Linked DNA regions of Homo sapiens: region 2 is linked to region 1. A link is a contact called in ENCODE Hi-C or POLR2A ChIA-PET data. All regions are on one chromosome and are shown on one strand. Each heading gives the region's core, a stretch centred on a gene start or an enhancer-like site at or near the end of the contact. The rest is flanking DNA. Distances are from core to core; before and after follow the strand shown.

Evidence for each region. A loop is a pair of places that touch in the nucleus more often than their neighbours do. ChIA-PET counts read pairs that join two places held with the same protein, here RNA polymerase II (POLR2A). Pooled maps may share reads with other maps.
Region 2: a map of MCF 10A shows a loop between it and region 1 (6-fold over the local background). The contact joins two enhancer-like sites. A Hi-C loop is called at or near these places in 1 of 168 maps with a recorded cell type or tissue (MCF 10A) and 5 of 50 pooled maps. POLR2A ChIA-PET finds 5 or more read pairs at or near these places in 1 of 52 experiments (MCF 10A).

The regions. Positions count from the first base shown.
Region 1 is chr9:21,682,552-21,686,644 of GRCh38, reverse strand. No RefSeq gene overlaps it. Among named protein-coding and RNA genes, the nearest start is that of MTAP, 120 kb to the left of the region's middle. RefSeq lists an enhancer at 961-2,160. Within about 2 kb of position 1,709, at least 7 of the 41 ENCODE cell types and tissues checked have a DNase peak (open chromatin) inside an H3K27ac peak, as active enhancers do.
Region 2 is chr9:22,208,768-22,212,860 of GRCh38, reverse strand. No RefSeq gene overlaps it. Among named protein-coding and RNA genes, the nearest start is that of CDKN2B, 200 kb to the right of the region's middle. Within about 2 kb of position 2,405, at least 5 of the 41 ENCODE cell types and tissues checked have a DNase peak (open chromatin) inside an H3K27ac peak, as active enhancers do.

The sequences.
Region 1 (4,093 bases), core at 460-2,959:
ATTAAGCCTGATCTTTGTGAAGGAAAAAAGTTAATTCACGAAGATTATGTTTTCTCTGAAAGACTCACCTTTCCCCTTTACTCTGGCCTATATGAGTCAAAATTTTGGATGCTATTCTTAAGAATTCAGGTCATTTCTCTCTCTCCTTCTACTCTTTGCTCAGAAAAGCTTCAGACAAAGCCACTAAATTTACAAACTAAAATTCAGGTTGTGGGTGTGTGTATTTTTGTGTTCTCTGACATAAGAACAGACCAAACATATAGCACTCTTCAAGGACATAGGATAGATGAACATATGTTAATATACAACAGATGTCATGAGAAGCATGAAATACATTTCATGACTCCATAGTAAATTTTGTAAGTCATTGCCACAAGAATTGGTACATAATGAAAATATAAACGTTTGAAAAAGATGAATTCTTACATAAAAATAGATTCTTAATAATTTATGAAAGGTGAATTATTTGGATATATTCTTTGCCCCTTCGAAGTATGTGACAAGTAGGGTTTAGTCTAAAACAGAAACCTCTTTAGCTATTCAATCAGGAAATTTAATTTAGGGTTTACAAAACATTGTAAGACAAGAAAATCAGGGAAACTGCCACAAGTATTCAGGAAATCAGGTAAGGCAGGAGTTGCAGGGGACCTTCATCACCTGTCTCAGTTGTCTGAAGCACCTAAGTAGGTGATTTTCAGGCAGACCCCCAAAAGTCACTGGCAAAACCTCAGATCTGCTATCTGCCAGTGACCCTGTACCTGCTCACTAACTCCAGAGCAATAACAGTGCCTTCTCTTCCACCTTCTCGTGCAAGTGTCTCTCGTTAGAAGACCCTAAATCAGAGCACTACTTACAAGGAGTCTAGAAAACATAGCCTTTATGTTTCTGGGCCTTGCTTCCAGGGAGAGTGAAGAAGGCCCCATGCTGAGACACCAACAGACAATCCTGCTCCAAGTTGAAACCAGTGGAAACAGCGTACTTTTCCTCTGTTTTCTGCAAATGGACTCAATCCATTTAGGCTGAGGCAGGCGAATTCTAGCATGACCCAGTATACCAAACTGTTCTTATGAAAGAACCAGCCACTCCCAGAACCACCAGTGGGTTTAACAACCTTTTTTTTTTTACGGCGTTTTCATTCTCTTAATAAGACAATCCCAGTCTTCTTTTCACTCACATTCACTGATTCCTTTAAAGAGTTAATTCTGCTGAAAGGTCTTGCTCTATGTGTACATTTCTTAACTGGCATCCCTACTAAGAATAGGGAGCAATGAGGAAAGGTTGTGGAAACAAGGGAAAATTAGTTTATGCAAATAAGGCAGAATGATATTTTACCAGGCTGACACTAAATTTATCTTAGTAAGATTGGTATTACAGTATAGTCTAGCAATTTTCCTCCTGCATCTCTGAAACCTTCCTAGCCTGTGACTCAGTTTCCTACATTAAGGGGCTGTTGCCGCTGTAGTTAGGGTAGTCAGAGGAAGGAAATGCTTGCTCACCTTTGCTGTGTTTGGAATAACCACTCCACATCAAAGAGGTGACTCATTCTGTCCACTTGCCAGCTCTGAGCTTGCTTTCTACCTCCCACTACCCTTTCCTGGCTGTGCTGTTCTTGGCTGGAGAGACTTTTCACCAGCAAGTCCAGGTTTGTGGAGCCTGGCACACTTACCTCCCTGAATGATGAGGCTTTCCAAGGTGGGTTGCTCTACAGGTTGGGACCTGAAGGTGACCACCAGTTTGCCCAACCTACCATTCAAGGTGTATGACTCAAAGTCAAGAAGCTGGGCTTTACTGCTCCTCAAACAGCGAAAGGGAAATGAAATCATTTTATTTCCCCCTTCGTGTTAACAGTAAATATGTAAGCTGAAGATGTTATAAGTTCCTATTTTCATTGGATTTAGAGAAACATGTTGCTGCCTGGAATCACAGAAGCCATCAGGTTCATTTCAGTGAACTCGACAGTGTTACTGTAGTGTGGGGCAGATGGTAAATGCTCAGAAAATATTTATTCGTGTTAGATATACCTCTGTCTGGATGAAAACCATCTTGTGGTAAATAACTTCACTGTAGACATTCTTAGAGAGGGAAAATCCACACTTCATTTAATAAAATCCACTACAAGATTCAATATAGAGGAGAATGTGGGCATGGAAAAATAAAGGACTTTGGAATTAATAGAGATAGGTTTGAGATTAGATGCTCTGGGCAACTCCCTTACGTTCTTATCAAATAATGCAGTGTGTGGTAAAGGAGTCTGGAGTCAGATTGATCTGTTCTAGAATCTCAGAGGCCCACTTAATAGCTACATGGCTATTGACGGTTGACTTCCTTAATCTTCAGCTTCCTCATGTAATACATAGAGTAATAATGAAATTTTCCTCATAAGCTTGTTGTAAGGATTAAATAAGACAGTGCAAATAAATGTTCTAAACAGAGACCCTAGGACACAATTAGTATCCAATAAATTTTAGATATATTCTAAACTTGTTACCTAACTTGGAAAAAGAAAAAAATAAAACATGCCATACTCTGCTGCAAAGGGATTTTACAGATTCTGTGAACATGAAGAAAATGCCTCCCGAGTGTGATTTGTAAGCATTATCTAACTTGCTCATTGTCATGAGCCCATTCCTTTTCTCCAGCATTTGAATGTGGGCTTGCTGCTATTATCTTTTGGCATAGTCCTTGAAAATTTGCACATCGGTTTAACAGACCAGCATTTAGAATGTATGCACATGCACCCTGGAACTTATGGAAAAGAAAAAGGATGCTTAGAGCTCTTGATTACTTCCATTAATGATGAGTTTGACAACCTGCATCTGCAAAATCCTCAGATACTTTACCATTGAACGTTCACATTGCCAGCATTCCCTCATGCTTGGATATTTAGGGGAACTGAAATCGACTCCTGGTGGTAGATTGGTGGTCTTCCTTTGACAGACCCTCTTCAGCTTCTTATGGTGTTTTATTTGCTATTTAATGTTCTAAATAAAGAAGATTTTAATTTAAATTATTGGCATGAATTTTATCATTTCATCATATATCTTTATATTGAGCAATACCAGTTTGAAATGCATATATAAGAGCATTTAGTTTGAATATACCCATGTATTTCATTCTTACCAGAACAGTGAAAACACTCTACTCATTCAGCTGTTGTATTTCATATCTTAATATACTACACTCACATTCTGCCATCACTCTCTCCTTTCAACTTACGAATAAATAAGGAAAGACTTTTTAAAAAGTGTGTGCTGCCCTATTTTTCCGTTTCCTTCTTTGTAATAGTCCCTGGACTGACACCTGTTGAAACCAGACCCTTCCAGGATGGTACTGGCAGTAGAATGACCTGACCATGTTAGAGCAAAGCTCCTCTTTCCCCACCTTTCCTTTAAAGCAGCCGGTTAACCTTCTTTGGCCTGCTCTGCTAAGTAATAATGCTTCTGGGGCATTTGGAGAAGAATTGGTGTGAATGGGTTTATATATTACCCAGATGGCCTCACTATTACTCATAGTCAATTGGGAAATTTCCAACCATTTCTACTTCTAATTACCTAAGGGATTTGAACAGACATCTGCTATTGAGCTCATTTGAAAAGAGCATGTCTGAGTATTAGGTTTCACTCAACAAACATTAAGTGAGAACCATTAGTAAGGGAGTGGGGTGAAATAGAAGAAAGTCCTTCTGGTTTCACGAAAATATCAATTTAGGTTCAGTCCCCAATTCTGCCACTACTGTGTGTATAACCCTGAGAATGTCAACCTCAGAGCATCTTACTGATCTATAAAATAAAGTAATATCTCTTTTCAATGTTGTGAGGAATAAGAAATATTTTTGTGCTTAAAAACTCCTCAGTAGTAATAAGTGTTTAATAAATGGCAGCTGTTATTAGTGTTGCTTTCTTATTATTCTAAACTTTTCTAGCAAAAGGAAATGCTCAGAGAAACTGTCCGGTTCTTCTTTAGGTGTTCCTATCCCATAAGGCTGTTATATTTAATACAGAAAATGGGTGGAAAAATGCTTAGTAAAACAACAAATATAGAGTTACTATGGTTATTTGGAGAAAAGGCACTTAGAGCCTGAGAAACACTGTAG
Region 2 (4,093 bases), core at 1,156-3,655, 530 kb before region 1:
TAATTCATGATCCACCTAACATCATTTCAAGGACCAAACAGTAGTCACTCTTTATTTTTTAAAAATAATTTAACTCTCCCATTTTGAAGATTAACTTGAAATTGTCCTCTATGAATACGTCTGTTGACAGTCACAAATCAGTCAGTCATATCATATGGATAACTATAATTGAACAGGGGTGTTAAATACCACCATTTCTTTTCTTAAATCTCTGTCTTATGGACTACTGATGCTGTAGACCACAAACTCGCTTCAGTTTCTGAAAGTAGTATGTTCGCCAGATCTAAATGGTCTCTATGGAATTTTTTTTGAGCCCTAGTACAGCGTCTGGCATATACTAAATACCCAACAAACTTGTATTTCTTCCTTCTTCCATTAACAATCAGCTCCTTTTCCTGATGAGATAGGAAAATATGTATTAATTACTGGAATTCCCTCTTAGGCTCTCTTGTTGTTACAAAGAAAAAGACTGTCAATTTTCACCCACTTCTTTTTTTTACCATTACAAATATTTAATCATAACCCACAATTACAGTATTAGTTATATTACCTAACAGGCCTCAAAAGGTTTGGCTTGGTCTTTGTGTTTTCATAAATGTCCACAACTCTATCCAGCTTACTGCATTGATTTGACATTAGGGAGCAGACTCCAAGGACAGAAGAAGACTCATTTAGCCAGTTGTTTATTCCCCATGAATTGCCTCAGCTAAACACCAGACCAGAGCTTCTGTGTGCACTAGGTCAAGCCATGAATATGCACAGGTCAAATAATTAAACTTGTATAATATTCCCAGAGATGTGAACATGAGAGGAATATTTATCACAATGGAAAGATCCTGCCGCAGATATTTCTTACCTAATGTTGAACTTTTATCAAAGAATTTTTTTTTCAACTAGCTGTTTCAAAAAAAAAAAAAAAGGCTAAACATACAGTGTCTCCTCTCCCCCTTCAGGATACAAACCACAGAATTCCGATGACTCACCCAAAAATAGCTTATGAATATGCCACAGGCGGAAGGGCATGCTGTTTAGTTCTTTAAAACTTCCTGCCAAACTGAAGAAACTGAACATACACAGATATTTGGGGACTAACTCTGAGGAATAATGAGAATTTAATCCCTTGTAGTCTTCAGGGTTAGCAACAGCTTGCCTGACATGTCCGGTTACATCCTGTTTGCTACACATGTGACTCCTCAAAAAAATAATAATATAATATTAATAGCACAATGTTTCATTGTTAAGATTGCTGTCACTGTGCTAATGGCTCCCCAGTATTTGCAGCCATAAGTAGACTAAGTCACTTCTTGGATGAATTCTAAATGAAAGGTTTTATGAAACAAACATATTGCCATTATGACTCTAAAATAAAAAGCCAGGATTCAATGTAAAGAATTTGACGGCAGCATAAGCCCCTAAAAAGGAAAGACAGTAAAGCATAGTGATTGAAATCTTGGCGGTGATTCCCAGTTCTTACACCGATTATGTCACCTTTAGCAGTTACTTGAACTCTCTAAGTTCTAATTTTCCCATATGTAACATAAGGATGATAATAATTCTATCTATGTCTAGGGTTCTTGTGAGGACTAAATAAAGGCATGTAAGCATACAAGGAATACTGCTCAGAAAATAAATTATCCCATGCATTCTCCTTCTCATAAATGAATCTGAAAACCAAAACCATTAGGTGACCTAAGAAAGATCACACACCTCATCAGTGCAGTGCCAAGACGGGTCAGTATAATGCTGTGGTTAAAAACATGGGCTCTGGAACAAGTCCATCCCGAGTTTAAATCTCAGTTTTTCTACTTGCTAGCTGTATAAACTTGGGCAAGTCACTTAACTTTTCTGTCTCTCAATTTTCTCATCTACAAAAGTCAAATAATAATAGTACTTCTCTCACCAGGTTATTATGACAACTTAAAAACGTAATACATGCAACTGCCACATAACAATCAAAAAAATACGATCGATTACACTAACATTGGGAATATCTGGTTCTTCCAAAAGCAAAGGTTAATGTAAAATATATGTCAACAATGCCAGACTTTTTAAACTTTATCTATAAAAACAGCCCTCACTTAAAAATAAACAACTTAAAAATTGGATATAGTTTAATAGTGACCAGAATATTTGCAGATGTCTTCTCAGATGAAGGTACACGTCTTCAATCATGGCTATGTGTCGTATTTTTCTTTTCCTATGAGGGAAAGATAGAAGACAAGCCATTCAAAAACATTTCAAACAACAACCCCAATTGCTGAAAAGTCACTTTGCAGTTTGAAAAGAATACTAACATTCAGCTGCTCTTGACATTTACAAGGAAATGTAAAGCAATGGAAAGGGCACCACACTCCCCTTTCCAGTTCAGGTTCTGCCACTTGGCCAGTCATAATGAAATTACTTGACCTCTGAGTCACCATCTACAAAATAGGGCATTTAACGATGTCTGCCTTATTACAGTTACTACACAGAACAAGTGTGTGCCATGTTTCATGAAATTTAAGATATTGTATTCATGTTGAAGACATAATATTATGCTATTTTAACTAATATATTCAAAACTATTCTGAAACAGTTAAAGGTCAGAAAACTACTTTTGTTCTTTGCTTATTACATATTCACAGGACATAGAGACTCTCATCTTAAGAAATAGTGAAGAAAAGAAACAGGAGAAAATCTTCAAATCCCAGAGGAAAAAAATTGTTTTAAACTTATCACCCTTGACAGGTGATAAAGAGGCATGCAAGACTACACTTTTTTTTTTCTTTTTTTGAGATGGAGTCTCATTTTGTCGCCCAGGCTGGAGTGTAGTGGCACAGTCTAGGCTCACTACAAGCTCCGCCTCCCGGGTTCACACCATTCTCCTGCCTCAGCCTCCCGAGTAGCTGGGACTACAGGTGCCCACCACCATGCCCGGCTAATTTTTTGTATTTTTAGTAGAGACGGGGTTTCACCGTGTTAGCCAGGATGGTTTTGATCTCCTGACCTCGTGACCCACCCACCTTGGCCTACCAAAGTGCTGGGATTACAGGCGTGAGCCACCGCGCCGGCCAAGACTATACATTTTTATATCTCTTGACAAGAATTAACACAGAGTCCCTCACATAGTAAGTGCTTAAGGCATATTTGTTAAAGGAGTAGATGGGACATAAATAAAATTTTAGGAACCAATTTACAATGGACACCACTATAACCCTATTCCAACCCTATTAAGACCTAATTTGAAAGTCACAGATCTAGACCCAGCCATCGATGGCCTAATAGAATTATGTGGCTATAACTGCCAGTACCTCCAAAAAAAGGTTAAAAAGTGGCATAGATAAAAAAGGTCTCCCCATCCCATGATTTTTCTTCCAGGAATAGACTAGACTTTGCCTTTGCATTGTCTGAAATCCTGCAAGTCAGTTGCAATCCCAAATTGTAACCAAATGGTCAACAAACCCTAGAAACCACATTTCCTACCCTCAATAGATAGGATTTCCAAAATGAAAGTGAAAGTATTCAATGGTCTTTGTACTTCATATGTAACATGAAGCACCAGAAGACACAAATGGGAATGTTTAGTGATGTGGGGGTTGGATGGGGGCTTGAATAGATCATGACCCCTCAGGACCCCTCCCACCTTCCAGGAGAGAACTTGCGGACCAGAACCCTGCTTGAAGACTTCAGGGAGCCCCACAATTCAGACTACTCCCTCCTAATCATATCACAACCAAAGATCATATGAAGACTATTCTTCAGAGTTTCATATATCTGCTGGCAGAGCACTTTGGGTGTGTCAGAACCTCACCAGACAGACACTGACTCATTATTGGATGAGAAGCAAAGTGATAATTAGGTTGGTCATATGTAACTTGCCATTGCCAGCCAAGTATTCAAAGCCCTTTCAGAAATTATTCATTAGCTTACTTCCTTGATACCCTGAAATATTCCTAAGACCACAGCCACCACAGACTCCTGCATCCTCTTACCACCATGAGTTTGCTTCTGTCTCCTCTGATGGCTCTCCTAGCATGTTACAGCGACTTCTGTACAAATCTAATGCAGAATCTTGGAGGCTCTTCTTAGTAGACTCTCAGTAAATATTTATTCA